Regions from separate parts of the Homo sapiens genome. Here region 1 is linked to region 2. A link is a loop called in an ENCODE intact Hi-C map of the cell type or tissue named here. Cell type or tissue: heart left ventricle. All regions are shown on one strand. Links, peaks and the distances in the headings refer to the core of each region. The heading gives the core; the rest is flanking DNA. Region 1 overlaps PATJ (PATJ crumbs cell polarity complex component). Region 2 overlaps PATJ (PATJ crumbs cell polarity complex component).

Region 1 (2,917 bases), core at 292-2,791, 180 kb after region 2:
TAAACTTCATCATAAGTATGTACGTACAGAAAAGACAGTATATATAGGGCTTGGTACTGTCTGTGGTTTCAGGCACGCAGTGGGGTTCTTGGAACATATCCCTTGAAGATAAGAAGGGACTACTGTGCTCTGAACCAGAACACCTGAATTCCTTCCACAGAATTATACCCTGCCTGCCCACAGTCCCCTTTCTAGAGATCTCTCCTTTCAAGGGGCACCTGACCTCTTAATACCAGTCCTACCTCCTAAGGTAAGGAGAAGTTAGTGCAAAAGTGCACTGTAGATAAAACATCACAATCATTAGATACTTACCCTTGGTGCACTCACACGCACGTAGACACACAACTCTGCTGGGTCGTACACAAAAATTAATGCAAGGAAGAAACTGTAAAATACCATTTAGCACTTCATGACACCCTGATTTTCTGAAAGACTATCATCTAAAATAATCTATGCATTACTCAGGCAGGCTCCTGAGTGGCAATAAATATTCACCTATGAACCTAACTCCATGGGGCATACCCTTAAAGATTAAAAGAAGGAATATGATTTACAAGAACTCTTCTGGAACCTGCTGGGATTTAAATATACCCTAAATCTCCAATAGCAAGCCAAAAAAACAACTTTCAAGTGCAAGGCTAATCTCCTAAGACAAGGTTAGGTTGGAGTCCTTAAATGCCTGTGCCTGCATAAGAAATCAGCTTGTCAAATACTCATTTTGAAAGAAAAAGCAATGGGATAAGAACAAAGTATATCTTCCCTCTCTGAAGCTGGGGTCAAATTGAGTAAGAACAACTGATGCTCCACTTTCTCTTCTGTCCAAGAAAGGAGGGGTGGACTTAGAAGTTTGCTTAGATCTTTTCTGATTCTTCACATTCTACAGTTACAATTCTACAGTTTAGAGAAGCAGTCTCATTTCTGCATTCTTCTGCCAGATTCAACTATTCACACTAAGCAAAAGAGAAATTTAAAAAACAATGGAAAAATAATTTGAACACTTTGGGAGGCTGAGGCAGGCAGATTGCTTAAGCCCAGGAGTTTCAGACCAGCCTGGCCAACATGGCGAGACACCATCTCTACGAAAAGAAAAAAAAAAAGTACAAAAATTAGCCATGCTTGGTGGCACATGCCTGCAGTCCCAGCTACTCAGGAGGCTGAGGTGGGAGGATGGTGTGAACCTGGGAAGCGGAGGTTGCAGTGAGCTGAGATGGTCCCACTGCACTCCAGCCTGGGCAACAGAGTAAGACCCTGTCTCAAAAATAAAAAGAAGAAAAAAATTTTGACTAAATAAAAAGCCATAAAATATGTTTCTAACTTCTCCACTTCCAGGCATCTGTCCTAAGGAAACAAATCCTTTGCTTATTTATCACTGTGCGTTTCCCCAGAGGCTGCACCGGATATCACATTAGGACACCGGGCCTGGCAGCACTCTCCCTCTGCATACCGGCCTGGCTTTTGCAGAGTAGAAAAGCTGTTGGGCCTTTCTGTATCTCTTCCTTCCACTCAGATATGGGCTATGCAGAAGCACAGAGAACTTTTGATGAAGTTTCTATCTAAAACTCTGGGTAAAATTTCAGGTTGCTGAACAGAGAAATGCACATCATCTAAATCTAAGATATCTCCCATGTCAACACAAAAATCACACTTGGATTAAGGTTTTAATAAAAATGTTTAAAGCCAATTAAGCCCACCCTATCTATCATCCCTGTTATGTTTTGCTGAAAGCTCCAACTCCTTTGTGCACTTCTTATCTCCCTACTCATAATGCCACACCTTTCTGGGTTTTCCTTCAAATGTGCTTCCTTTGTCACGCCGCACCCCAAGACCTGCCATGCACATCATCCATCATGCTGCATGGAATCTGCTAGAATTATAAACAAAACTATCCACACCCTGACCTCTTCACTGAATGTTCTCTGAACCTCCTCTTCAACAGCTCTGGTTCTCTGCCAAGTATACCACACTCAAGTGGGTGAAGCTCATTCTCTCACTCCCTGGGGCATTGGAAAAAGAGGGTAAATATTTTTCAAAACTCCCTACCACTAGGTGGTTACTCTCCTACCACTCTTTCAAAAGCTAATCTCTGCTCCAACACCTTTCCTTTTAATGCCTACTTTATTAGCACTTCATCACTCTTAGTAGTAAATAATCTTCTCCCGAAGTGACAGAAACAAACAAACATCATCATTGGACAAGAATCTCTTTGGATTCCTGCTCTCAAGCTATAAAAAGTACCTACATCCAGACCTTCCTTTCCTTCCTGGCACCTATCTTAGTGGAGGAGGTGAGCTTCCTCCTATCAAACTATCCAAGGTGATTCCAAGTGTGCAATGTTCTCTCCTCCCTCCACCATCTCCACAGACTATATTTAATCACCCCCTTTATGGCATCTGCATATTCCACAAGCAAAGAAAATTCTCTTCAGTTTGATATACATATGAATGTAGTAATATATAATATAAATGTTGTATGTCTTATATACATTATATATATACACATATATATATTTTCCCATTGCCTTGATACATTAATACCATCTAGTTATCTAAGTAACATGTATTTTTTTTTTGAGACAGGGTCTCGCTATGTCACCCAGGCTGGAGTGCAGTGGCACAATTATAGCTCATTGCTGCATCAACCTTCCAGCCTTAAACGGTCCTCCCACCTCAGCCTCCCTAGTAGCTGGGACTACGGGTGCATGCTATCACAACAGGCTAATTTTTTTTTTTTGAGATGGGGTCTTGCTCTGTTGCCCAGGCTGGAGTGCAGTGGCACGATCTCGGCTCACTGCAACCTCCACCTCCCAGGTTCAAGTGATTTTCCTGCCTCAGCCACCAGAGTAGCTGGGGTTACAGGTGCACACCACCATGCCTGGCTAATTTTTGTATTTTTAGTAGAGATGAGGTTTCACCATGTT
Region 2 (2,917 bases), core at 313-2,812:
AGCCAGAGTTTTTTCTTTTTCGTTACACTAATATCCCTATAAAACTATCTGTTCAGGGCTCAAATCCTGAACTAGAGTTTTTTCCCCTTAAGACATTCAATTAGAATTAAAAAACAAAAAAACAAAAACAAAAAAAACCACGGCTACAGAAAATACTGGGGGATAAAGGTAAGTTAGCTCTAAACCCCACGGAGGAGTGCAGAATCCAGACTTGGGAGAATCCAAACTGCCTAAACACGTGGAAAGTGAAGCATAGCGAAAGGGCAGTTTATTAACTGAAATAAATAATAACACCAATAAATTGACCAGAATGTTTATGTCTGCCTCCCATCATATCCTATTTTTTTTTTAATAGGCACATTTTCAGGGGAAATTATCATACGATGGTTTACTTTAAGGCATAAATTCCTGCAACTGGGTTTGGACAAAGCAGGGAACAGGAGAGACTGGTTTGGATAGGAGAAAGCATGGGTTTACTCTGTCTCTTGGTAACGTCTGAGAGACACCCAGGTGGTGAGGTGTAGTACACAGACAGCAGGTAGGTAAGCTGATCTGGAAGGTAGGGATAACTTGTATAATGAATGGAATGTTAGGAGTCTGTGATCCTAGCTCTTCAACTTAAGAGTTCTGCAAACCTGGCCGGGCGCAGTGGTTCACGCCTGTAATCCCAGCACTTTGGGAGGCCAAGGTGGGGGCGGTGGATCACCTGAGGTCAGGAGTTCGAGACCAGCCTGGCCAATATGGCAAAACCCCGTCTGTACTAAAAATACAAAAATTAGCTGGGTGCCTGTAATCCCAGTTACTCGGGAGTCTGAGGCAGAAGAATTGCTTTTACCTGGGGAGGCGGAGGTTGCAGTGAGCTGAGATTGCACCACTGCACTCCAGCCTGGGTGACAGAGCAAGATTCTGTCTCAAAAAAAAAAAAAAAAAAAAGTGATCTACAAACCTGAACAGGTTATTTGCCCTCTTCAAGCCTTAATTTCCCCATCCATAAAATGGAAAAAAATAAAAGTAGCTATAATTTCAGGATGCTGAAAAGATTAAATGAAGTAATACATGAGCACCCTTAGCAACACACCTGGCAATTAATAATATTTACTAAAGATGCTAATGATGATAGTAAATGGAATTGGGCTATGGTAGCCCCATGTTCCTAAATGCACTACAGGGGACTAGTGCAGAGCCCAGAACATGCACCCATAACCACGGTGCTAAGAGTCTTGGAAGCGACCTAGAAAGGACACTTTTCTCCTGTAGGAAATGCTGGAGGCAATTTTTAGAGTAAGTAAGACTAACTTACCTTTGTATCTCACAGTATTTTCTGTAACTGGTTTTTGTTTGTTTGTTTTTTGCTTTTAATTGAATCTGACATCCCCTGCCTCGGGTCTCTTTCCTAGGCATGTTCACACAGCCTTTCTTCACCAGGCTCCCATTCGATGTATAACAATACAATAGATAGTGACCAAGTTATGCCCAGCTGTTCATTGTTATTAGATTCAGTTACAATCTCATCCTATGTCCTTAATTCCCCATTGGTTTACAACCTGAAAGATTTAACCCCAGTAAGCACTATCCTGAGACTGGAGCCTAGGTCTCCTGGATGACCATGCCTACACTTAGCTGCCTACTTTCTAACTGATTTTTGGGGGGCCAGACTTATCTCACTCATTCAGATTCTCTTTAATTTTCCCCTTCTATGAGAAAGATCCTAGGACTGCTCCCCTGCCCTTTATAAATTTTGCTTCTAAACAGATGATATGATATAAAATGAACTAAAAAAATTACCTCCTCTTGTAATTCTTCCCTTAGCCCCTGGGTGGTGCCCCTTCCACAAGATGAACCAATGAATTTTATCACTTATTTGCAAGATTATATTGTATCTTTTTATGTATGTGTCTCCCATATCTTAATATGATCGACTTTGTCTTATTTCTTTCTTCAACATATGGCAGAATAGAATATGGGCTTTATAAAGTGTTAGTGCTGAGTGAATCAAAGTTCGGGAACTTAAATCTTAAATGCACCCACGTGGATTTGAGAACCAGCCATGAAAGGAAGGTCACACAGTGAAGATGACTCTGTGGCCTTTACTTTAAAGGATCACACTTGAAAAGAGAGAAAAAAGACGTGAAAAGGTCAATAAGGCTCATGGGAATTTTTAGAGGAAAAACTCTAACCTGCCTCGTAAACAGAAACTATTGGTGTTACTCCTACCAGTGTGTATCAAATGGCCTTAGGAGGAGCAAAAGTAAGTGCCTCTGTTTGAAAATGATATTGTAGATCTGCAATTCGACCTTGGTTTCAACCCCAATTAACCAGCAGTGGGACAAAGGACCTGACTTCCCAAACTACAGGTTTAAAAATCCAATTTGCACATCACATGGAAGAAGTACTAATTTGGTTTTATTCTTCCTTATCATTTGAACTTTTTAGAAAAAAGAAATGGCACTGGAATAACAGCCAGATAATCTGGGTTCAGACTTGTTCTGCTACTTACTAGCAGTAATAGTGTTTGGAAACCTTCATTTTTTTATTAAGAATGCAATAACTGCTACCTGAATAAGGGGTTGTGAGCAAAGTTGAATTCAATACATGCTTACTGAGCACCTACTACATGCCAGCACAAACAAAAAGAAAAACAGAGGAGCCCTTGCCCTGAGCACATTTACAGACCTAGTGAGACAGATGTTAAAGAAATAATCATAGAAATGAATACAACTGAATGGTAGATGCGTGAAGGTGTGTGGTGGGTAGCAGGAGCCTGAAGTGTCAGTTTCCTTCCTTTTTTCTTGTCCTCAAAAATGTAGAAGGAATAGATGAGAAAACTGGATTTCTGAAAAGCATCTGGTCTGACGCACTGTCTCATTTCTTATATTGATTACTCTTAAACATCCGAGCCAAGGGATGGAGCTGGTAC

Evidence for each region. A loop is a pair of places that touch in the nucleus more often than their neighbours do. Peaks named below come from ENCODE experiments on the same cell type or tissue, not always from the same donor. Only the 100,000 strongest peaks of a DNase experiment are listed, where the experiment ranks them.
Region 1: it touches region 2 in a loop (8-fold over the local background); 8 of 110 quality-filtered maps call a loop at or near these places.

What each region holds. Positions count from the first base shown.
Region 1 is chr1:61,886,633-61,889,549 of GRCh38, reverse strand. The region is part of intron 22 of PATJ (PATJ crumbs cell polarity complex component); the gene reads right to left. Among named protein-coding and RNA genes, the nearest start is that of MIR12132, 42 kb to the right of the region's middle. In heart left ventricle, for the core only: no CTCF peak of the experiment used is centred there; a DNase peak (open chromatin) is centred at 1,419; H3K27ac peaks cover 1,577 bases.
Region 2 is chr1:62,069,507-62,072,423 of GRCh38, reverse strand. All of the region lies in intron 31 of PATJ (PATJ crumbs cell polarity complex component), which reads right to left. Among named protein-coding and RNA genes, the nearest start is that of MIR3116-1, 7.8 kb to the left of the region's middle. In heart left ventricle, for the core only: a CTCF peak has its summit at 1,819; no DNase peak of the experiment used is centred there; H3K27ac peaks cover 1,647 bases.